5 separate regions of the Mus musculus genome follow, and all the other regions are linked to region 1. Evidence: chromatin loops called from intact Hi-C (ENCODE). Cell type or tissue: gastrocnemius. All regions are shown on one strand. Region 1 overlaps Gm30691 (a long non-coding RNA gene). Region 2 overlaps Asap1 (ArfGAP with SH3 domain, ankyrin repeat and PH domain1). Region 3 overlaps Gm30632 (a long non-coding RNA gene). Region 4 overlaps Asap1 (ArfGAP with SH3 domain, ankyrin repeat and PH domain1). Region 5 has its middle 29 kb from the start of Gm46509.

Region 1 (5,000 bases):
GCCAGAGAGATGAAGGACATCGCAAGATGACCTATAACATCAACTAACCTGAGCCTATGGGGGCTTACAGAAATTGGGCCACTAACCAAAGAGCATTCTGGGGCTGGACCCGGACCCTCTACACATTTGTATAGTTGTCAAATTTGGTCTTCATGTAGGCCCCCTAATAATTAGAGCAGGGGCTGTCTCCGACTCTGTTGTCTGGCATTGAATCCTCTTCCCCCAAGCGGACTACTTGGTAGGGCCTCAGTGGGAGAGGGGGTGTTTAGTCCTGCTGAGACCCCAGGGTGGGGTGGTACCCATGGGAGGCTCCCTGTTCTCTGAGGAGAAGGGGAGGGGGCAGTGGAGGAGGGATACGTAAGGGGACTGGGGAGACATGAGGGAGGGGAGATATAAATTGAATAAAAAAATCAAATTATTGGAGAAAAAATAACTTTGGTTGGTCTTCCCTGATCTTTGCAGCTCACTTCCTTTACATCCCAGACTAGACACTTGGCTTGCTCTTGAATCTCATCCATTATCCTCATCTTTTCGGTGAGGGAACTCAGTGCTCCGCTCAGGATCTCTTGCTCCTGCACCTCCTTCATACCCTTATTGTCAAGGTTGCTCCTTAGATGATCCTGACCCCTCTCTTGTACTCGGACAGATACACCCTGGCTGATCTCTTCAGTTAAGTCTTTTGAAGTCTTCCCCTCAAGCTGTCTTGGCAAACAGGGCTTTAGTTTTCTGGCCCCTTGCTGGTCACTTCCTTCTCTGTCTTCTGAATCCAAGTTGCTATTCAAATAGGATTACTCACTCCCCTGGTATTTTCTCCCTTCATCTGGACTGCTTACTCTTTCTGCCCCTCTCCCCAAGGTTACTGCTCTTATATCCATCACTATGCAATCATCAGTGCAGGCCACTTCCCCTGCGCCCATCATTATCCAATCACCAGTGCAGACCACGCCTCCTGGGTCCATCACTATCCAATCACTAGTGCAGACCACTCCCCCGGGCCCATCACTATCCAATCACTAGTGCAGGCCACTCCCCCTGGGCACAAATGAGCCGTTCTATCGCCCTTCATCTTGGCGAAGCTTTCACTGTCCTCCCTCATGCTTCCATGGTGCCCCAGAGAATCTGATGGCTGGAGCTCTTTGGACATTAGTGTAGATGTTAGTAAGCCTAGGCCAGACACACGAGAGACACATGATATGCACTTTTCAACTTAATAAACAGGGACTAAGTGGCGAAATCACAGCATGGACTCCACATACTATAAAGTCTTGTGTACTGGCCTCGCTTTAGTACAGTGGTTCTCAACCTGCCTGATGCTACGACCCTTTAATACAGTTCCTCAGCTGTGCTGACCCCAGACCATAAAGACCCTAAAATCATTTCGATGCTACCCATCACTGTAATTATGTAACTGTTATGAATCATAATGTAAATATGTCTTCCGATGGTGTTAGGTGACCTCTGCGAAAGGGTTGTTTGATTCCCAAAGGGGTTGCAACCCACAGGAACTGCTGCTTTAGGGTTGGTCATTCTTGAATATGTGGGACTAGATTTCAGATCCTCACTTCCTTCGTTTCTACAGGCAGTGGTTTTAAAATGTAAAATATTTGAATTTAATGCTCAATTCCCATGTAGCTTCTTCCTTACTCCTCCCATTGATTTTGATTTTCTCCATCAATCATTTCTTCCCTTCTCGCTGTGCCCTCTGTTCAGGAATCAGCAGCCTGCTGTCACTTTGTCATGTTGTACCCAGCTGTGAAGCAAATAAAATACTCCTGGAAACCTCTGTTTTATGAGAGAACGTTTATTATGTTTGCGCTTCGGAAGCCGGTTGTCACGTTCTAGCTGAGCTTTAACATAGTGGTGTTTTTCCATTATCGCTCTTGCTGCAGGAAGGGAATCCCAGTGGTCTCAGACACTGCCACCTGGCGGCTAGGTGGAAAATAACACATCTTTTAGCAAAACGTTTCTGAAGGCAAAACCAAGCCAAGCCAAACCAAACCAAACCAATTTGCTGGAGAACTGAGGGTACAGAAACTAAAAGAACACCACCAAATTTGGGATACTTGCTCCATTCCAGCAGCTGTGAGAGGCACGTACCAGCTTAAAGCTCATGCAATCTCGACCATCACAGCAAAGTGACACTCTGCAGTCACTGATTGCAGATCTGGAAATAGACCCTCTGAGAGATCAGTTTCCAAAAGCACTGTGTATTGTGGCTTGGGAGATCCATACCCCAAAACATCTGACCCCCAAGCCTCTGATCATCTACCACAGATAAGGCCAATCTTTGGGGAGAACTCAGACTCATCGATTCTTTACCCCCTTGTACATAGGGACAAATAAATGACTAATAAATTCACATATCAGGTGGGGTGCTACTTAGAAGAAAGATTAAGTTAGTGGAGTACAGAGTCCCCTCCACCTCCGAAATAAACAGATTAAAGCTATGTGTGTTGGCTTGTTTGTTTTTTGTTAACTTGGCACAAACTAGAATCATTTGTGAGGGGGGAACCTCAGCTAAAAAAAAAAATGACTTCATAAGCTTGGACTGCAGGCAAGCCTGTGGGGCATTTTCTTAGTGATCCATTTGGGAGGACCCAACCCACTGTGGGTGCTGTCATCTCTGGGATGGTGGTCCTGGATGCTATATAAAGACAAGCTGAGCAAGCCATGGCCTCTGCATCAGCTCCTGCATCTAGGTTGCTGCCCTGTTTGAGTCTTTGCTCTGACGTGCCTCAGTGTTATACTGTAATGTGGAACTTGTAACTAAAAGAAACACTTTACTTTAGTTTTTGGTCAATGTTTATCACAGCACCAGAAACCTAACTAAGGCACTATATAAGAAAATCTTCAACTCAATAAAAAAAAGGTCATTGAAACACAAAACAATACCATTCTTTGGCTGCTTCTTTAATTGATACCGTGTTTCTTTGTCTTTCTTCGTTGTGCTGAGTCTTCCTGAGGGGCAAACCATATCTGACTGTTTTCTGTATCCAGGACCTAGGACAGAGGCTGAATTTTAACCAGAAATCTTGGTAAATGAAGCAAAGAACAGTTACAGATGCTCACAAGTACCTGGGCTGCTTGGGAGAGGTGAGCATCTTTGTTTGAAAGGGGATGCTTGGGTGCCTGGAGACCGTTTGGAGGGAACGCTCTAAAGAGGATCTTAGCACCAGAAGGGAGGGGTTGTATGAGATACCCGAGGCTAAGCTTCACAGAAGGAAGCTGTGAGGAGCCTCAGTGTGCTCAAAAACAGGTCTGTAAATTGTGATAGCAGCCAGGACCACGTTGTCGGGATAGTCTTTCAAGGCACAATGCCTTTGGCCATGAATTTTTTTTTTTTTTTTTTTTTTTTACTTCAGTGTACCACACTCTGATCTAAGATCATTTTAGATCAGAGAAGCTAGTGTCCCATTGTCCCATACTTGCAGGCCCTCCATCTCTTTTCACATCAGGCACAGTCTACACATTATGATGGAACTCTTCTCAGGGGTGCTCAGGTGATGAGGATGCTGGGAAGTAGGGGCACTCGCTGAGTCATTGAATTTAATGACATTTGGACTCTGTCTTAAAATGACTGGGCAGCAGGGCATTATGTTTCCCCCATTTCATCCATATGGCTGACATATTGTGTGCCCACCAAACCTATCCCCATGCTATGGTCCTCCCAGCCCTTTCCCTAAGAGGGAGGCTACATTTCTGTGTTCCATATTCCTTTGATGGACGTGCTGAGATGACTGACTTTGGCTTCCATCAGGTGAGTGGACACACAGACGCAGAAGTAAATAAATGTCATTTCTTACAGTTTTGGAAAAGAGAATTAACTTCAGGCAGCAACCAGCTCTAGAAGGAGAGAACTGTGGGATGGACCTGAACTTGACTGTACTGCTCCAGCTTACTAGCCGATGTACAGACCTGTGAGTGAGACAAAATATTTATGGCCAATCTCTGAGAATTTTGGCATTTGAGAAGAATGAAATTATTGTACCAAAGCCAATGAATGTATTCCAGAAGAGGTAGGACCAGCGAATGGCAGCTGTAGAGAGAGATACATTTAACAAGGGTTCCAAATTCTTATTCTATAAAGGCAGGATGGAGGGGTTAGTTTTCTTGGGTGCATTGATAGATTTGAACATGGGAAGTTTGGGAGCTGGAACTGTAGGTGGGAAGATTTGCTTCATGCAGCAGAAATGATGGACGTGTAGTTCCATGGGCAGTTTAAATGACAGGGAGAGAGGGGAGAGGGAACTAGACAAAAGGCAGAAAATAAAGGTGATAGCGGGATGTGGTGGAAGATGACTATATATTGAATTTTGTTACTTCAAAGTTCCTATGTTAAGGCAAGCCCTAAGCATTGATATGATGGTGAGATGGTACCTTTAGTGAGGTTCTTGAAGTCAAACAAGATTGTAATGGACGGGTCTTAAGCTAATAGAATTAGTTAGCCTTAGAAAAGATGAAAGAGAAGGGTATGCATGTATGTATGTGTGTGTGTGTGTGTGTGTGTGAGAGAGAGAGAGAGAGAGAGAGAGAGAGAGAGACAGAGAGAGAGAGACAGAGACAGAGACAGAGAGAGACAGAGAGACAGAGAGAGACAGAGACAGACAGACAGAGACAGACAGAGACACAGGGAGACACAGAGACAGAGAGATACAGAGAGAGACTGAGGTTTTTTTTTCTGTATACTCTGAAGAAAGGCCATGTGAAGATACATCAAGAAGGTGTCTATGAAAGCTGGGTGTGGTGGCACATGCCTTTAATCCCAGCACTTGGGAGGCAGAGGCAGGTGGATTTCTGAGTTCGAGGCCAGCCTGGTCTACAAAGTGAGTTCCAGGACAGCCAGGGCTACACAGAGAAACCCTGTCTCGAACCCCCCCCCCAAAACAAAACAAAACAAACAAACAACAACAAAAAAAAAACAAGATGGCTATGAGAACCAGGAAGAGAGGCCTCACCAGGATTCGAATCAACCGTACATTAATCGCGGGCTCCATGGGCTC
Region 2 (5,000 bases), 450 kb before region 1:
GTCTGACCTTGTAGCCCAGGCAGTCCTTGAATGAACTGGAGCCCAGGACTGCTTAGCTTCCAGAGTGCTGGGATAACTGTGTGTGTGTGGCTTTTAACTAGATCATAGCTAATATATTAGTTCACTGGGGCCCAGTCCTGTCCTCAGCCCGTGGAAACTCATGACCATGACCAGGTATCACAAACAGAACAAAGCAGCACTTACAACTTCGTCTCATAATCTTTCCAGGCTTTGTCAAATGGCTTCTTGAGATCCTTAGGAAAGAGAAAATGAGAAAATGAAAACTGTTATTCATCTTTCCTCCAATAAGTAACTGAGAAACCATCAGAACAAAACCAACTTGCTTCTGGAGATCTGAAACCACATGTGCACTGGTCCCAGGTGAGAAGCCCTGCAGATGCAGGAGGGTGGGCCCTCCTGGTCCTATCAAAGCAGCAAGAGCCAGAGCTGCTCAGAGCCCAGTCCATCAATCACCCTGGGAGGCCAGACTGGGGCCCAGCTCCTCCCCCCATCCCCACTGAGGAGCTACCAATCTTTCTGAAAGGACCTAGTCTTGTTTCCAGTCGGTACCATCATGTGAAGATGCAACAGTTTTTCTAATGACAATTTTCCAAGAATGTTTTGTGCTGAAAATGTTTAGAAATTTTCAAATATAAGTACTACTATGTTTAAAAAAAGGAAGAATAAACCCAACCCTTTTAACTGAAGACTGAAAATAATAATTTCTGGCCACTTACTCCTTTGACCCCCTTCAAGTCTCCTTTTAACAAGGAATCCAAGGTGAAGATCACATTGTGGCTCAGACCCTGGAGCTGGAAAATCAACACAGAGAAAAGATGGGAGAGAGTTAAAAGAATGCACAATAAACAGTGAAACCTCTTCCTTGGACTCACCGGCCCGGGGCTCAGTGGAGAGCTGTATGTGTGTTAAATGTCTGTTGCATGTACATGCCATCCTCTTGCTAGTGTGAGTCCCCACACTGCAGCTGTAGGAATGAGGAGGGAGAGGTGACATGTAAGAGTCCCAGCTGTGAGCAGAGAGCTGCAGTGTGGTCCCAGAGCGATGCTCTGAGATACTGCTGTCGCACCTACAGATGAGTGCAAGCGACTGCTACTCATTTCAGCACTTTCAGTGCAACTTCTAACAAGACTGCAACTCTTGGTTTGACTTTTCTTCAGTTGCTGTCAAGAATAAGAAGGGAAGTGTGTAACCGGCTTTCACCATTTCCTTTTTGTGCTCTCACAGTACACACTCTATCTGTGATTCTATCTGTCTTGCATGAGATTAGATGCTCACTGATGGCCTTGGCTGTCTGCTTACAGCTGCAGCCTCAGTTATTATTATTATTATTATTATTATTATTATTATTTATTGACAGGTCTGGTTGTGTAACCCATGCCTTGGATTACAGGTTCCTAGGCATGAGCCACAAGACTCAGCTAAGACAAGTCTTTGACGGTTGAGTAGCAGGTTTTCTCTTGCTCTGCAGAGGCAGACTGCACTTTGACACAGTACAGACCTAACGGAGAAAGAGGCTGAGCTGCTGCCCAGCTGGAGGCAAGCTGCAGAGGAGCCAAAGGATGGTTTAAAATACAGTCGGCAAGATGCTGGGAATTCCCAGGGAAATCTGAGCTGGCATGGCTCTGCAGAACCGAAGCATAGTAGGTCTGGGGTCTCCTCCTTAAGAACATTTTTCTCCCATGCATGTATGTCTACCTGTCAGCCTGTCCATCTATCCATCCACTCTTCACCGAAGAGAGAATGAGCCACATGCTGTGCAGGCAGGCAGGCAGAGATGAGCAGCCCACTATTGCTCCAAGTGGGGCTTCTTTCTACACTGGCAGTCGACAGCCAGCAAGAGAGAATGACATGAGGACATCCACTGTTGCTCAATGGCCTGGTGCTGACAGAGTGGAGGGGCTGCATGCTCCTGCCAGCAAGCAGGTGAGGATGGAACGAGCCAACACACACGTTCTGTGCCAGCTTACAAACTCTCGTGAGTGCTGAAAACCCACGTATTTTTAAAATGCCAGTTATGAATCCAGAACTGAGGGAGCAAAGGGGAAGAGAAGAGAAGTCATGCCTTTTGGCTTCTGCCTTCTCCCAGTGCGTCCCTGTTACTCGCACCTTGGGTTTTCTCAGCAGCTCTGTCATGCTCTTTGCTAAACTTCCACTGGCTTAACATCTGAGGAAGGTTTTCTAGTATATACCACCAGAGGGCGTAGGATCCCTGCCAAGGCAATTCTATCTGTGTAACACAGAATTCAGCTTAAGCAAGCAGTCCAGATTGCTAAATGCTGAATGTCTATGAGAATCAGTAATGGTTTTGGAAAGTAGGGCAAAAAGGCCACTTAGAGTTTATGTATATATTTTAAAATCAATCAATCTATCTATCTATCTACCATCTTTCTATCTGTCTGTCTATCTGTCTATCATCTCATACTTTCTCCTCCCTCCTTTCCTCCCAGTCAGTCCCTGCTCCCTCTCTTCACCATCCACTCTTCAGAAAAGGTCAGGCCTCCCATGAATATCAAGGATTCCTGGCATATCGAATTGCAGTAAGATCAGGTGCATCCTCTCTTATTAAGGTTCCACTTAGAATTTATAATTATGGTCCTCAAAAATAAAAAGCTTGAGAATGCCTGGTCATGACAGAAGAAAATGAAGACCCACAGAAATCAGCCCTCTGCTCTAGACGCTAAGCTGGAGATATTTTGCTCTTAGCGCTCAATTTTATTCTGACAGTCTAAGTCTCCAGGATCCTCTGCCCCAAGGCTCTTAAGAGACAGTGTGATAATTCATCCAGTTATTAAGTCTGTGAAAACAAATTCTCTCAAGTGGGACTAGACTGAAGCAGCAATTCTGACAAATTTTGCTTGTATTATGGATACAAACATCTGTTCTCTAGAAGAAATACTATAGGTAACAAATTATTTATTGCAATAAAGTTAGTTTAGGCTTGATAAAACACTCCAGAAGTTCTTACCACAGACTGTTTCTATAAAACCGCCACTGCTTCTAATGTAGAATTTTATTTTAAAAGAAACTGAGTATAATTGCAAACCTTTCCTCTAAGTCTTAAGGGAAGTAAGGAGGCAGCTCCATAATTATAAGAGCACCATGGTTGAGCTCAGAGTCTCCATGCTGGCCTTGAATGTATGATCTACACTGTTTAACAGCCTGGGCATTCCAGAGTAGCTGGGCTGTTCATACTGATGGAAACAGCGTGCCCAACAATGGGCACCTGGCTTGGGAAACTGTAGCACTTATGAGACTCTTCCTTATTTATGTGGTATATGGGGGGGGGGAATAAAAAGTACTTACAGAGGACAAGATTGACCTCTAAAAAGATGGGGAAAAGGTTGTATGTGTACATTATTCCTAGAGAAGAACCCAGTAATCTGCTGGTGTCCACAGTGCTCTGAAGGACATGGGGGTGGAGGGAATACAGGAGGAAAGGAGGCTTTCTTCATTGCTGTTGCTGTTATTATTATTTAAAGGGCTAGAGAGAGTTCAGTTGGCAAATGCTTACCTTGCAGGCATGAGGTCCTTAGTTAGATGACAGAACCCATGTCAAAAAAGGGCAGATCTATCTGGTGGCCCAGACATGTAACTCTAATGCTGGGAGATAGGGACAGGAGATTCCTTGGGGCTCTGTGACCGCCCATTGAGCCTACTTGGTGAGCCCTCTGCTAATGAGATCTGTCCAGCCTCAACAAACAAGACAGCGGCGTTTGAGAACAACAGCTGAGGTTGCACAGGTACGCATATGCAAACATGCACAATTTTCACATGCATACTCAAACATTCTTTAAAAATAAGCAATGTACTGTTTGCTCAAGAAGAAACAGTACTTAAAACAACATGGAAAACACAGATTAAAAGCACATTTCAACTTCCAATCCTAGATGACCCCTTTCATCAATATCTCAGACCCTTGTGAATGAAGCAACAATGGAAGCTTGCTGCTACCTTGACGCGGAGGCTGCATTAGACACCAGGGGCATTATGAAATCTGTGGTCCGTGCTGAAGGTGAAGGTTCTTCTGAAGAACAAGTCTATGCTCTAACCACACCGAGTAACCAAGGCCATCACTGTGGTTAAACACTGGGCTGGGGCTCTGCACTGATGGAAAACCCCAAGAATTAAGAATTTCACTGTGGTCATCTACACACGTATTCTTGGGGAATAATATGAAACAGCAGACAATACGTTATAAATTTAGAAATCTGGATTTTCCCCAGTGGTTAAGCTTAGGAAAAAGTCACAGGAAAAAAAAATTACAAAAATTTACTACCTCTAGTCAGCTCCCTTCCCAGGAGAAAGTCCTTTCCTTGGTGACAGGTGACAGGGAACGACCTGAGAGGCACCAGGAAGACAGCAGAGAAGAGGGGGGCGGGGACTGAAACACAGACGGTTTCTCCCTTGGAAAACTCAATGAAGAGAACACCTGTCCCTCCAGATATCTCAGTGTGCTGCTCTGTGACAGGTGAATTATATGATTTTAGTCTTAGGATTCCAGACTCTTCCAGTATTTTCGTTTTCTTAATATTTCAAAAATGTGACAACCCAAGCAAGTTCTGTCCAACTGTGAAGTGCTGTCCCCACTGGCAATTTCAGTGTAGTCAACACAGAATCCAGGACTACTGGAGGGAGCAGACTTCCTGCTGTCACCGGCATTAGCCTTTAAGGGATGTTTTAGGAAAAATATACCATGGATCATTTCGATGGCACTTTACTAAAATGCTACTGATTATTCTGCATCAACTTTCCCAACTCGCAAATTCTTTCCCTCTCTGTGATAATCAAATCCAATTAGGGTAAGTGCTTTCACGTAATTCTAGTCCACAAGAAGCAGAAGTTCTGCTCTGAGGCAGGAGGCTTGCCAATTAGAGGTCAGTGTGGGCTACACAGCAAGACTCATTCTCACACACACAACTATTTATATTTCCATCTTATTAAGCAAGCAGCATTTTAACACACCATCGGGGATGACACTT
Region 3 (5,000 bases), 75 kb before region 1:
TAACTGTCTGAGAAATGTCCTTTCTCCTGTGTTTCTTCCCTTTTCTTTTCTCAGCTCTGAAGGGGTACCCCATTATCTGTCCCGTGGATGAGAGTTCTCCATGCTGTGGGAATCACGGTGGCAGGCAGTTCCAGTCATCCAGTGTTCTGAGCTAGAAACGCTCCTTTGAAGTTGGAATTGTTCTCTTTGGTTTCAGCAAAAACCCCAGGTTGGAAATCTGGCCCAGTCTGACTTGTGTGATCTTTTCTTACACCAATCAACATTGCCATCTTTATGAAATTCTAAGAGTGCTCAGAGTCAAAGCAGAAGCCCAGTGCTGTGTCTGAAGAGCCAAGGGTGTGGTTGAGAGTGCCTATAGAGCTCAGGGAGTAGTTGGGGACTTTCTTTGAAGATTGGTGTCACGACCAGAAAACCAGACGAGATATGGGAAAGGCAAATAAAAAATATCAAAGCACTGAGATGCCGACTTTACAGAACCAGGCCTATTTAGACACAAAGACATTGAAATGCTTGAGCCCCTCTAATGCAAGGTCTTTCTAATACTTTCCTGTAGTCACAGGAGACCCAGAGTCTCCAGGGACAACTGACCAAGGAGATTCCAGAAGAGGTGAATAACCTTGGAGACCAGTAGCTCTAGGAACTTCCACAGCCACAAGGGTCAATATCTGACTCACTGTCAGCACAGTATGCTTTCCTTGTGTTATTTTCATCCTAAAGATTCTAAGGTGAGAATATGTAGCTAGTCAAGACATCTTTAACACTGTCATCACACTGTAGCAAATGGATACTGTCTTCATCCTGCTTCATTCAGGTTGCTATAGCAAAAGCATCACAGCCTGAGTGGCTTATAAACAACACTCTAGGGGCTTCTTACCTTATTGAGTCAGGGTGTCTAAGACCAAGATGTTAGCTACCAAGTAAGGCAGGTACCTTTAGGAACAAACTCCTATGTAAACACACTTTGAAAGTGTGCTTCCTTTTTTGTTTTTTCCTGCTAAAACTTCCAACAAAACTGAGTACTCCCAGAAACTTTCCTCTCTGTCATTTTTATCCTTCTCAATGTGTGCTCAATGACCTTGAGCTTGCACATATCTGCTCTTTACTTCTTCAACAATGACCTGAAGCTGAGGATGACTAGGGCTGTTCTCCTTAATAAGCCTGCTCAGGAATGTGCCCAGATCTAAAGTGGTTTCCCATATAAATATGCATAGGCTCTCTAAATAGAATCCCATGACACTCTAATTTGAGGACATTGTTTTGGAAATAACTCTTGTGCACTCCTTTGTTCAAATACATTTTCCTCTACTCTTGGTTTTTGGTCATACTTGTTTTGGGCTTTGTTCTCACCTAGATATAAACATATAGCATTAAGTCATAAAGACAAAGATAGATTCAGTATCTACTGAAGGCCCTCTTTCTGGTACACAGATGAAGCAATATTTTTCTAAAAATTAATTTATATATATACATACATATACATATACATATACATATACATATACATATACATATACATATACATATATATATATATATATATATATATATATATATATATAACTTCAATCACGTATACCCTCCAGTTCTCTCCTTTTCTTACTCTAACTTGATATTACTAATTTTATATAGTCTTAAAAACAAAACAAAAAACAAACGAGAATTCACAGAGCGTTACCTGTAAATACATCAGTCCTACAAGACCATCTACTTGGAGCATGGGCAGACTTTCTGAAGAAAATGATTCTTCCTCCCCAAGAAACCATCAGTTGCCGCTAGTTCCTTGGTATGACTAGAACTTCCCAATTGGTGCTGGGATAGTGGATGTGGTGATCTTGTGCATGCTGTCACAGATGCTGTGGGTTCATGTGTGGCGTTGCCATGCCTGCTTTTCTGCAGACATCCACTACCTTTAGCACTTATAGCCTTTCCATTCCTTCCATCATGATTTCTAAGCCTTGAGGTGGGGGTGGGGTGGGGAGTGAGTGTATTTGTGTCCCATTTAGATTTGAGAATTGCAGTCTCTTATTCTCTGCATAGTGAGCAGTTGTTGGTCTCAGTACTAATCATGAATACTCATTCTTGCTATAACCACAAGAGAAGAAAGGTCAAGGCAGTCTTTTCTGGAGCACTAATTCTATTTCATTCAAGTAACCTCTATCCTCATGGTCTCCTTATTTCCTAATGACTCTACCTTGTTATACAATTGTCATGGAGACTAAGATTCAACATATAGTTTTATGTAGATGCAAACAGTCAGACTGTAAGGAAGAAAGAAGAACAAATGGGGGCATCAGTGTTTAACACAATTCTCTCAATGCAAAGGCTTTTGATTGGTTTAAAGAAAAAAACAAAGGAGTCAATTCTCTATACTGGTTGCATATGGAATCCAAGGACCAATACGAAGTCAGGTTCTAAGGGTGAGTTAGCCACCTAAGTGAAGTGAAGTGAGGGCAGATCAGGGCAGTAGGTAGCAGAGCAGATGAAGTTAAATACCAGTAGGCTCCAGAAAGCACAAGGCAGTAGTCTAATTATTATCAGTAACAGACTTTCTGCCTGAGGCTGGGCTTCTATATGTGCTTGGAAGTATGTTGCTGAGGCAAGCTTAATACGCACAAAAAAGGGTAGGACAGAATGGGCATATGGTAGATTTTTGTAAAAAAATAAATACGAAAACACAAAATAAGACTGTTAGAATAATTATCTTTTTGCATAAAATCCCCCTTTCCTCTTTCTTTCCACTCCCTGGACATAAAATTAATGCATGCTATGCTTTCATTTGTAGAGTGGAAACTCACTGACTGGGACTCACTAACAAAATAAGTCTAGGAATAAAACATAGATCTTGAAAGACTACGAGTTTACCTGTACTAACATCTCAATTGAAAGGGAAAGTGCAATATCTAGTGACAGAGGAGCCCTGCTCTCTTCTCTGACAGAAGCAGTGCTTAGCAAACATCTGGCAGCTACATCGTCCCCATGACCTTATCCCTTGGTGTAGGACTCTTGCTGTGTCATCTTTTAGGCGAAGGATGGTATGAAACACAACCTGTCTGATGTACAAAGAGTCACACTTGATTCCAAAGCCCAACTATACTTACTATATGGATCCTGGGAAAGTTACTACTAGGAAAGTGTGCAGTTATAAAGATTAAATTAGTTCATGTTAATAACAATATTATATTAAAAGAATGTGCTCAATAAAATTCAATTAAAAATCTAAATAAATAGTCAAGAAACAGAGTTCAGAATATGTCCAAAGAATATATCATGATCAAGTTGGGTTTATTGAAGGAGTGTAAGTAAGGCTAGCTCAATATCAAGAAAAAGCACAGGATGCATTGCAGCACAGATTAGAGGAGAAGAAAGATTATATCAGTAGATGCTAAAGTCAGCATTTATAAGCTAGGTAATTAAAAAAAGCATTTCTTTCATTGGGCCAGACACATAGGACGTGCTCAAGCAGTAGTAGCTGTTGTCAACCCAGTGCCATATCTGATCTGCAGCAGTAGGTTATACCAAGACACAGGGTGTCATGAAGGTGGCCACTATTTCTTGGTGTATTTCTTGGGCTGTTTTTCAAAACAATGCTGACCAATCAGACAATGTTGAGAAACTAAACATGCTGATTTTATATGTTCATCAGATTCCCACCCAACCCTCTTCTCAGGCTCAAAGTTATTTCTAACTTCATTAAGACAACATTTCAGCCTCCATGAAGTAGGAATGAGGCTACAGGAATCTAGTGTAGCAGCCACTGGGCTTGGCAGATTTTCCAGGCAGCAAGTACTTAAATGTGTTCAGGTCCCTTGGTATGAACCTTTGCTTTGTCCCACTTTGTCCAAGTGCCAGTATGAATGCCTCCATGGCAGATCTCTGGTTCAGGTTCAGGATAAAAGGCATCCAAGAGTCTATAGTCACTCTAGTCATGTGCTTCTAGCCGGAACATTTCAGGATAGGGAAGGCCAAGGTAAAAAGGGATTTATGGTCAGTTTACAAGGAGACTCTTGTAGAAAAGAGGAACGCTAAAAAGAGGAAACTGAGTGTGAAAATTATGAACTGGCATGCAAGCCTTCTTTTTGGACTACTATGGTAGGAAAGACTTAAGAATTCTTAAACAGAAGGTCATGTCTCCTCAACAAAGAGATAGCTTCAACACTTTTTAAAATAAATTTATTTGCTAGTCATGTTTTATTTGAGATGACTTCAAATTTTTATACAAGTCACAAGAACTGTCTACCCAATCCTCATCATCTACTTTCTAGGGAGAAACTCAACTTTTGCTAGTCCTGGGGCATTCCAATGACACCCAAGTGACAACTTAGTGAAGTCACAGTTACAGATACCCGTTGGTAATATGTCTCATCCAGCTACCTCCAAGGTGGAAGAGCTCCTCAGCCTGCCCTGGCATTTATAACATCCACATATTTTTTATTTTCTTTAAAATATAACATTTCATTACAAAAGTTTATAGCAGCAAATATGCCAGTTAGTAATGAAGTTTGAGAGTAGACAGTAGCTAAGTTCAAGCTCAGGGTAAGGTTCTGCCTATGAAAAGGACACTTATACATCTTAAACAAAACCATTGGTACTAATAGATGAGAAAATAGAATTAAATAAAAATTTAAAATTAAAAAAATAAGAGACAAGACGATATTTATATGTTCTCAAGTTAGATGATGAGAGCTTATAAAAATACCTAAGCACCATGGAGCATTTATGTTGTAGAGTGTCCTTCTGTCTGAGTATGTCTGATGAAGCCCAGTGATTGATTTTAGGTTATCCATTTTGGGTAGGAATTCACAGGAGGAGGCTGAGACCTTGCACTGTGTTCCATGTGGAAACTGCTACTCCTTTAACCATTGCTGATGTCAACACTCAGCACTGGGTAGAGGTGTCTGACTATTGTAGTTGTAGTTGTAGTTTTGAGACAGAGTCTGGCTATGTAACCCAGGCTGCCCCCAAGTGAATTATCATACTGTCTTAACTTTTAGAGATCTGAG
Region 4 (5,000 bases), 500 kb before region 1:
CTAGGGAAGGGCTGAGGCTAGGATCCCTTTACCACTTAACTAAAAATCAAAGTCAACCCCTTTGTCCTTAGAACAATTTGCTCCAACCCTCTCCCTAGAGAACCTATAGAACAGTCTCGGGCCTTGTGGCAGGCTGGGTTCCCTTCTAGCCCCAGGCACAGACGGGGTTGGATGCCTGAGAAGCACTGAATCCTACAGCCTTTGTGTACATTCAGAATACGAGTAGCTCTAACCCATCCTTCTGGTTCAGTCTTCAGAAGCAGCTGGTGTGCATTTCAATCTTAAGCAAAGCACTTTCATCCCCATCTGTAAGAGGAGGATGTTGGTACCTTATGGATCCATACACTGTGAGGTCAGTGGTAGAAAAAGCAAAACACCTAGCAAGAGTGACCTGAATTAACATTGCTCTAGCTGGGTGTGGCAGAGTCACACTTCCTTCATGAGCACCATGTTGTCCTCATCCCCTTAGCGATCAGGGGGCGCACTCAGGGGAGAGGCACTCTGTGTCAGGTAGAACAGCCTGGGAATTACCCAGGTAGGGGAGACAGAGTAGGGAAGAGCAGCCCAGTGAGGGGAATCTTCATGCTCAGAGATCATGCTGTGTGTGTCTAAGTTGGCTCCCAAACTCCAAGGAACTCAAGCAACCACCCCAGTGACGACTACACAGAGAAGAGGCTCGACAGGCCAGTGTGCCCAGGGCGGCTACCTGATGAGCCGCAGTCACAGCAGATGTCATTCCCAGGGAGCCGCTGTACATCCTCGATGATGGCTTTGGTAAGGTCCTCCAGGCTATTCTCCCCTGTGCTCTGCTCACCACGGAAGGCCATGGTTAGGGCCTCTTCTTTGCTATTCGTCAGTACTGATATCCACCTGTGGTCAAGATACCAGAGGAAGGTAGCCTTCAAAAGGGCACAGCCACCATTGTCTTTCTCCACTGGAAACATATCTTCAATAGGAACTTTCAAAAGCCCTCTCTTTTCTTAAGTGCTCTCCCCAAAATGTCAATAAAGTGAGGAAAAATGAAGAGGTAAATTGGAGCTAAGAGATGGTTAGGGCTGTTTGAACACATATGACATCCTGGATTCAATCATTAGCCCATAAAACAATTAAAAGCAAATAAAATGGAAACAAAATAAAATAGTGAGAAGTGACAAGTGAGGGATGGCTGAAGTGAGCAGGTGACACACAGAGAGATGGCTGAGGAGGTGACACACAGAGAGATGGCTGAGGAGGTGACACACAGAGAGATGGCTGAGCAGGTGACACACAGAGAGATGGCTGAGCAGGTGACACACAGAGAGATGGCTAGAGTGGATGAGAGAGGACATGGTAACTGATACTCTGTGAATATACAGGTGCTTCCATTCCTATGTGAGCAGAGTGAAGAGGATTCATTTAAGGTATGAGCATATACGGATGGTAAGAAGCAGGGACAGGTGGAATGTGTTCAATAGAAGGCATCCGCTTTCTGGCAGTCTATAGCTGCAAGGACATTCAACAGTGAAGAGGAGGGGTATATTAATAGCAGCCATAAAGTTTATGCTTGTTAAAGGAGAGTGTAACTTGGAAGTATGACACGTAAAATGCAGCTGTGTTAAATATGAAAAGCCTCTATGGGCTCACATTTGAGCATTTGCTTTTAGATGGCACTGTTGTTGTGGGAGGCGGGGGAAGCATTGGGAACCAGACTTGGCCACAAGTGGGTCACTGGGGTCAGGCCTTGAAGGTGGCACCTCTTTTCTTCCCTCCCTCTCTCCTCTCTTCCTCCCTGCCTTTCTTTCCCCTTTGATCTGTAAGATGTAACCAGTTCCCACTACCACAAACAGATCCTTGCTGGTCATCGTGTCTTTTCTGCTATAACTGTTCTTCCTCGGATCCAGGACGTGAAGGAAGCCTCTACATAGTTTCTGTTGAGTATTTGTCAGTAATGGTGAGAGTAATATCACAGCAGTGGCTATGACTACACTGACACACAGTATGCACTGAACAAATCCTTTGTTTCCAAGGTATATGTAAAACCTGAAAGTCCAATAAGCATAAAATACACCAATTCAAATGGTTTGTGTGTGTGTTTGTGTTTTAATGTATGTGGTCATGCATGCTATGGCACATGTATGGAGGAAGTCAGAGGACAACTTGTACCTTCCAACATGTCTGTCCTAGAAGACTAGCACAGGTTGTCAGGCTTGGTGGCAGGTGCCTCGGCCACGGAACTATCTAGCTGGCTTCATTAGAGAATGTGTTTGATGGCATAGGAGAAATGTTCAGACTATATCTTGTGAAATAGAGGTGAAAAATGTTTTAAATAATATCAAATTTAAATATATGTATCAATTATGCATTTATGTTTTTTGGGAAAAAATTAAAAAGGAATTTTAACCAAAATGTGCTTGTCTTTTGAATGTTTTCCCCCCTTTATGGAGAAAACTCATGGGGGGGGGGGACATGCAATTTCCCAAAGATAAAATAAGCTTGTATTATTTTCACTAATGAGAGAAAAGCTTTCCAAAAACAAAACATAAAAACAAATCCATAGCCAAATCATTGCTTTTTTACCCCGAGAACAGACAGCTACGTTTGCTCTTTGAATAACACAGAGGTTCAGGCCTGAGCCTGTTGTTTGGATGAAATATTGGATGGCAGAATACGAAGCAAAGTACTACCCAGAAAACCTATGTAGTTAAATGCTGCAGCAAGAGATGTAAAAGCCAAACCAGGCTGCGGGTGATGTGTTTGCCAGGCACAAACTTGACTCTAGGTGGCGCTCACCTTCAGTTTATTTTGAGAAAGAACCTCAGAAATTTATTTCTATGACCACACAGAAAATGGATCACTCTTTGGTTGGTGGTTTAGTCCCTGGGAGCTCTGGGGGTACTGGCTAGTTCATATTGTTGTTCCTCCTATGGGACTGTAAACCCCTTCAGCTCCTTGGGTCCTTTCTCTGGCTCCTTCATTGGGGATCCTATGCTCAGTCCAATGGATGGCTGTGAGCATCCACCTCTGTATGTGTGAGGCACTGGTAGAGCCTCTCAGGAGACAGCTATGTCAGGCTCCTGTCAGCAAGCACTTGTTGGCATCCACAATAGTGTCTGGGTTTGGTGATTGTAAATGCGATGGATCCTCAGGAGAGTCAGTCGCTGGATGGTCATTTCTTCAGTTTCTACTTCACAACTTTGTCTCTGTAACTCCTTCCATGGGTGTTTTGTTCCTCCCTTCTAAGATGGATAGAAGTATCCACACTATGATCTTTCTTCTTCTTGAGTTTCATGTGATTTGTGAATTGTATCTAAACCACCAATCAAAGAGCACACATGGTGGGACTCATGACTCCAGCTGCACATGCAGCAGAGGATGGCCTAGTCGGACATCAATGGAAGGAGAGGCCCTTTGTCCTATGAAGGCTCTATGCCTTCATAGGACAAAGTGTGGAGGAATGCTAGGGCCAGAAAGCGGGAGTGGGTGGGTTAATGAGCAGGGGGAGGGGAGGGGATGAGGGAGGGTGTTTTTCGGAGGGGGAACCAGGAAAGGGGATAGCATTTGAAATGTAAATAAAAAAATGTCCAAGAAAGAAAGAAAGAGAGAGAGAGAGAGAGAGAGAGAGAGAGAGAGAGAGAGAAAGAGAAAGAGAAAGAGAAAGAAAGAAAAAGAAAATGGAACACTTGGGAAGCAAGTCTAGGAGTGAGTGGGACATCCAATACACTTTAAAATGTTAGCGTTTGTTCTGTTTACTGTTCTAACTTAGTCTCAAGTTAGAAACTAGAGATCACTTTTTTTTTAAAAAAATGTATGTGAGTACACTGTCCCTCTCTTCAGATGTGTATATATGTGTGTACAGGTACCCTAGGCTGGAGATGTCAGAACCCCTGAACCTGGAGTTCCAGGTGGTTTTGAGCCACCAATGTGCTTGGAATTGCACTGTAGTCTTCTGGAAGAGCAGTACGTACTCTTAACCGAAGAGTCATTTCTCTAGCACAATTCACAAAACTTGTTTCAGCAAGGTCAACGGCGGCACTTCATCATGAATCCTCACTAGATCTCACAGTGCGTGCAGGCTCAGTTTTGCTTTCTGTTTCTGTGTCAGGCCCTTTGACATCTGGATACCTAATGTGTATCAGTACCTCTTAGGTACTTGATTCATAGAGTTTTAAAAACAGACTCCTCCAAGAGCCTCTACCTTGGGGGTTACAACACCTTAAGGCTAGGTGTCAGAAAATTTTTGTGACTTACACAAGGTCTTGAGTTGGACTGACTTACAACAGCACAGTCTACATTTTCAGGGCACCCGCCATTATGCCAGGGGCTCAAGGCTTTTCCATAGGCTCATGATTTTTTTTTTAAAGTTTATCATAATAAGCAGGGAATGTATATCTTAAGGACAATTAATTCATTCTCAAAAGAAACTAATTCAAATCTGGTAGAATAGAATGGAATAGTTACCTCTCACAAGGGCTGAGAATATAGTGACCTTGAATGTATATTTATTTGATTTTGAGACAAGGTTTCACATGCCCTAGGCTGATCTCAAACTCACTGGGTAGCCAAGGATGGCTTTGAACTTCTGATTCTCCTGCTTCCACCCCACTCCGACCCCAGTGCTTACACCATGCTGGGGGTTGAACACAGGGTGTTGTGAATGCTACGCCAGCACTCTAACAAATGAGCTGCAATCCCATCCCACTGCAAGATGTCTTAGATGGAAGCTAGATCATCTGTCAGAAGAAACAGAGCCACTGACACTAGATCCAGGGCTCCAGACTTCAAATGTGCAACTGATGATACCTGCCCCTTCCTTGGTGAGGAGACATCTTTCTTTCATTTCACGGTTTTACACGAGGAAGGAAAGCCGGTGTTGCTATGTAAAGCTGGAGGTAATGAAGAGGGGAAGTGGCTGACTGGAGCCTGTTACTGTGAACGTCACACTCCACGGGCAGAAAACCCGTACCTCCCAGATGTGGATGAATCCTTTGTGTGGTCTAAGCTATGCAAGGCTTGTGCTTGAG
Region 5 (5,000 bases), 150 kb before region 1:
GTGGTATTGTTATTGTCTGCCTTTTTTTTTTAATGAAATTGGTGTTCTACCTGGGAAAAGCAGATGTTTACTGATCTCCACAAGAAAAGTTCCCACAACACCAGCCCATTTCTGAGTAGGTATAGATCAGTATAATTTTCCCTCCTATTCCTTCCCTCACACATCCCTCGTTTGCACTTCTTCCTTTCTGTTCCCGTTTCAAAGGGGGCATCAATACTCTTAATAAAACCATCTTCAGATGGCTGAACACATGTGTCAGGATGGGAAATGACAAATACCACCCCATCAAGGATGATTATTGTAATTTTCTCCACTCCAATAGGCTCACAAAGACCAGACAACAATAGCCAATAATAGCAGTACACTTTAGTAAGTTGCTATGAGCCTTTGGCTCTGGTAGGGACTTTAGATGGAAAATGTCATTGAGGCATGTGACAAATCAACAAGGGAGCACTGCCACCCTTGTTTATAGGATGAAACCAGTGGGACTAGGGTTCAGCATGACAGCCAAATATTGTTCTCTAGAAGCAGTTTGGATGAGAAACAGGGAAAGAAGCCTTCGTTCTTTCATGTCCTCTGCCCACCAGGGGCTTCACTTCCTGACTGTTAATTTCTATTGACTCTGCCTCTTTTACATATCCACCCCTGGTTGGCTCCTCTGCTAGAAGCAGGGTTAGAAGCTGGCCTTGAAGTTCTTGTGAAGAAATTTTGGGTCACTCCTTGCCCAGGCCTAGTGAGAAGCTCAAATGATACCCTTCTGAGCTGCAGCATGTATTCTAGTATGCTCTGTATTAGAGCATCGAGGGGGGATAGCTTGGAGGGCCAAGATGAAGAAGCAGAATGGCAAAGGAGATACGTTCTGGGTTGTGTTTTCTTTCCCTTGCCCAGCACAGCACCACTTCTGCTTGGTCCTGTACTGTGACTGTCCTCACCTAACATGACTGTCCTCAGCTAACATGTGGGACACAGGGTTGCGCTCCACCTTTTTTTTTGGTCATTTCTTGAAAAGTGTTGGCTGATTCTCAGAACATATGAGGTGCTTCCAAAGTGGTTTGCCAGGACTTGTTCTCTGGTGAAGAAGGAGAGGTGGTGAAGGGAACATCTGATGTATTAGTAAGAGTTGTATGGATAGAAGAAAAAGAAGTTGAAGTGGACCCAGCATATCACGGAGGATGTGGGAGTAAGCTAAGTGAATTCATCTCTTCTGGTTTCTCTGAAGCCAGGATCCTCATGTACCCCCTGCCCTTTCACCTATCTCTGTAAAGGCTTCCTGTGGGGTGTATATGCCATGACCTTCATTCCAGGGTGTTGTGAAGAGATCAGCTTTACCTCCAACTCACAATTTCATACATCTTCATTTCTGGCACAAGGCCTAAGCTGGATTCCTAAGTTTGCTGTTGGTATTGGAGATTGGAAGAAGGGCCAATTTCAAAGCCATAGTCCAGCCATAGGAGGAGCCTAGCATCCTCACCTAGAAAAGAAGACTGAAGGCTGAGGTCAAGAAACAAGGTGTGCTTTGTCTTTTTTAGTGCTGACTAGCTAGGGAAAGTCCCTACATGATCCCCTTGGAAGAACCATCTCGTAAGTTCGGCCACCAGCCACCAGCCACGTCCCCTTTATTTCTTTCTCTTCCATGCTACTAATTCACATCCCAAGTACTTAGCACTTATCAGCGAGATGAAGGTTGACTTTTGCTCATATTATCTCAGGTTTTAGCTTCCTCTGGTTTAAATCACTTCTCTCCCTGTGACATCCGCCTGTTTAGAAGCTTGGCATATGTGTGCCATTGCTGTGTAATGCATTTCTCCATACTTAGCACTGAACATTGAAATCAGCCCTCCTAATCACATAATCTTGTGGGTCAATGTGATGGCTTTTCTCAGTTTTCAACTTGACTATAACCAGAATGAAGTACAATCCAGAAACGGAGAACATGCTTGTGATTCAGATGTTTAGGCAGGAAGACAATATGCCTTTGATCTGGACCTTGAGGCTGGAAGATTCAAATCTTGAGGTGGGACGTCACATGCTTTTGATCAACACATGCATTTAATCCAGACCTTGAGGCACACCTTGGTTCTGGGCCATACCTTCTGCTGGATGCCTATATAAAGACATTGGAAGAAGGAGGGGTTAGTTTGTTTTTTGCCTCTTTGTATTCTCTTTGCCAGCACATCCATCCACTGGAGACTACTTCTTCAGGATTCCAGCCTATACAGAAGAGCAGCTGAAACACCCAGCCTCTTGGGACTGAGCAACTACTAGAATTTTGGATTTTCCATTCACAGCTGGCCACTGTTGGATTAGTTGGACTGCAGCCTATCGGTCATTCTAATATATTCCCTTTATATGCACATTCCATTAGTTCTGGGACTCTAGAGAACCCTGACTAATACAGCCAGGAATCTGGGAGCCACTAGTTTGGGATCCTGCTGTCTACTAGGCTGCCAGGTGGGGTTGTGGCTGTGGCTTGCCCACATCCCTGCTCTATTTACAGACCATGGTTTCTAGGCATTGCCCTGGATTTGATCTTTGCTTATAATGTTTTTCTACCTTTGAAATTTGTTTACAATCTAGGGAAATGAGAGCTTTAGAATCATCAAGCCCTAGCTCTGTCTCTTTTATGGCTCATTCCCCAGTTTGTCCCTCTCCTCTCACACTTGATTGTAAGCAGTAGGAAGAAAAGTTGCCCAGGAAGATTCTTAAGGAGAGAAATGCAGTTTGCTAGCTCTACTCTGTACTTTCTAAGTAACTGCAGCAGAGAGTGTTGACAAGATTTCTGCTGAGCCACTACTAAACCTTTCTGTCTCTCAGCTTCCAGTAAGGTCATCTTTGATTTCCTATATTCTTAAAGCCCAAAGTCTTAAAGTTCTGTGCTCTTCAAGGAGTTATTTATTTGTTTAGGTGTCTTTGTAGACATGTTTAATGCATGTATGTGTATATGCATGCATGGGGAAATTAGAAGTCAATGTTGGATGTTTTCCACTCTCAATCTTATTTTTTGAGGCAAGGTCTCTCCCTGTACCTGGAACACTGATTGCCTAGATTGTCTCCCAGTGCTGGGGTGACAGGCATGCACTACAAAGCCCAGTTATTTACATGGATGCCAGTGATCCGAACTCAGGCTCTCATGCTTGTGTGACAATCACTTTGCTCACTTGGGTTCATCAGCCCTAAAGGTGATTTAAACTCTTCTTGACATTGCTTGAAGTTTGTTGCCTTGTTCTAAGGTCAATCCCACCTTCTGGACTTTTGTCAGGTAAGCACCCCATTCCTATACCCAAATCCATGTTAGTTATCTATTTCTGCCCAGCTTAAAGCAAGTATCATCTTACAGGTTCTGTGGGTCAAGAATCTCCATGGCTTAGCAGATGTTTCTGGCTCCACATCACTCATGAGAATGCAGTCAGGTTGATGTCCAGGGCTCAGTCTTATCTCAAGACTCAACCAGAGGCTGGGAGATCAACTCGTACATTTATAAATGCGACAGAGGGAAGGCTGCATCCTTTTACAGGCTGTGAGACTGAGGCCCTTAACTCCTCATTGGCTGCTGGCGTTGGAGTCTCAGTTCTTCACTGAACCATAAAGGTCTCTACACAAGATGGCAGCATGATTATCCTAGCTTGAGCAATCAAGAGAAAATGAGATGATTTATAATGTCTTGAATGTAACATCCTGTAGCTAAGATTTAGTCAGTTAGAGATGAGTTATTAGAATCTGGCTATGGTGGCCAATACATATAATCCAAACCCTCAGGCTGAGGCAAGAAGACCCTAAGTTTGAGGTCAATGTGGGATATATGTATCTATGTATGTATCTACGTATCTACTATCTATTTATCTATCAATCATCTTTGTATGTATCATCTATGTATGTATGTATGAACCTGAACTACATAATGAAACCCAACAGAGGTGGAGGTTGGACAAGTAGGTACAGTGATGATTGGACTGTAGAATTAAGGAAATACAAGCAGGAGGATCAAGAGTTTGGGGTTATCTATATAGACTTCATAATGAGTTTCAAGGACATTCCAGTTAATATTAGCCAAAACTAAATAAGCAAGTCATTAGTCCGGGCCACACTCAAGGTGAGGGAGTTTCCTAAATGTCTTAATGGTGGAGAGAGAATCACTCTAGAAACCTAACCTTTGAAACTATCTACACATGCAAACAAAAACAGTTACAGGCTTGGTTATTTATTGAGCAACTATTTTATTTATTTATTTATTATGCAATTTTCTCAATTACATTTCCAATGCTATCCCAAAAGTCCCCCATACCCCCCCACTTCCCTACCCACCCATTCTCATTTTTTTTTTTGGCCCTGGCGTTCCCCTGTACTGGGGCATATAAAGTTTGTGTGTCCAATGGGCCTCTCTTCCCAGTGATGGCTGACTAGGCCATCTTTTGATACATATGTAGCTAGAGTCAAGAGCTCCGGGTACTGGTTAGTTCATAATGTTGTTCCATCTATAGGGTTGCAGGTCCCTTTAGCTCCTTGGGTACTTTCTCTAGCTCCTCCATTGGGAGCCCTGTGATCCATCCAATAGCTGACTGTGAGCATCCACTTCTGTGTTTGCTAGGCCCCGGCATAGTCTCTCAAGAGACAGCTATATCTGGGTCCTTTCAGCAAAATCTTGCTAGTGTATGCAATGGTGTCAGCGTTTGGAAGCTGACTATGGGGTGGATCCCTAGATATGGCAGTCTCTAGATGGTCCATCCTTTTATCACAGCTCCAAACTTTGTCTCTGTATCTCCTTCCATGGGTGTTTTGTTCCCAATTCTAAGAAGGGGCACAGTGTCCAAGAATGAAGACCAAAGTGTGAGCAACTATTTTGTTCTAGACATTCTTGTAGGTGCTTGGAACACACTAAGAAGAAAAACTGACCAAGATGAATCTGGTCTCATGGTGCTCCCTGGGGGAATTATTATGAAGGCACGTGAGAATAGAGTCTGTTTGAGGAACTACTGGAAGTAGAGTAAGATGGGACTTGGATA

Evidence for each region. A loop is a pair of places that touch in the nucleus more often than their neighbours do. Peaks named below come from ENCODE experiments on the same cell type or tissue, not always from the same donor. Only the 100,000 strongest peaks of a DNase experiment are listed, where the experiment ranks them.
Region 2: a loop joins it to region 1, with 20 times the contacts of the local background. A loop is called at or near these places in 32 of 42 quality-filtered maps.
Region 3: a loop joins it to region 1, with 2.3 times the contacts of the local background. A loop is called at or near these places in 6 of 42 quality-filtered maps.
Region 4: a loop joins it to region 1, with 7 times the contacts of the local background. A loop is called at or near these places in 25 of 42 quality-filtered maps.
Region 5: it touches region 1 in a loop (2.0-fold over the local background); 7 of 42 quality-filtered maps call a loop at or near these places.

What each region holds. Positions count from the first base shown.
Region 1 is chr15:64,625,623-64,630,622 of GRCm38, forward strand. Gm30691 (a long non-coding RNA gene) reads right to left here. Exons shown (of 4, transcript XR_875386.2): 1 at 4,956-5,000; 2 at 3,804-3,915; 3 at 2,893-3,000; 4 at 1,819-1,929. Among named protein-coding and RNA genes, the nearest start is that of Gm30691, 2.6 kb to the right of the region's middle. In gastrocnemius, a CTCF peak has its summit at 1,926 (motif pointing left); DNase peaks (open chromatin) are centred at 283, 1,000 and 1,917; H3K4me3 peaks cover 256 bases; H3K27ac peaks cover 215 bases.
Region 2 is chr15:64,172,481-64,177,480 of GRCm38, forward strand. Asap1 (ArfGAP with SH3 domain, ankyrin repeat and PH domain1) reads right to left here. Exons shown (of 31, transcript NM_010026.3): 6 at 738-812; 7 at 205-254. Among named protein-coding and RNA genes, the nearest start is that of Gm20717, 77 kb to the left of the region's middle. In gastrocnemius, a CTCF peak has its summit at 2,221 (motif pointing right); DNase peaks (open chromatin) are centred at 1,972 and 2,207.
Region 3 is chr15:64,550,261-64,555,260 of GRCm38, forward strand. All of the region lies in intron 1 of Gm30632 (a long non-coding RNA gene), which reads left to right. Among named protein-coding and RNA genes, the nearest start is that of Gm30632, 19 kb to the left of the region's middle. In gastrocnemius, no CTCF peak of the experiment used is centred here; no DNase peak of the experiment used is centred here.
Region 4 is chr15:64,129,398-64,134,397 of GRCm38, forward strand. It overlaps Asap1 (ArfGAP with SH3 domain, ankyrin repeat and PH domain1), which reads right to left. Exons shown (of 31, transcript NM_010026.3): 17 at 707-870. Among named protein-coding and RNA genes, the nearest start is that of Gm20717, 34 kb to the left of the region's middle. In gastrocnemius, a CTCF peak has its summit at 2,754 (motif pointing right); a DNase peak (open chromatin) is centred at 2,751.
Region 5 is chr15:64,472,049-64,477,048 of GRCm38, forward strand. No RefSeq gene overlaps it. Among named protein-coding and RNA genes, the nearest start is that of Gm46509, 29 kb to the right of the region's middle. In gastrocnemius, no CTCF peak of the experiment used is centred here; no DNase peak of the experiment used is centred here.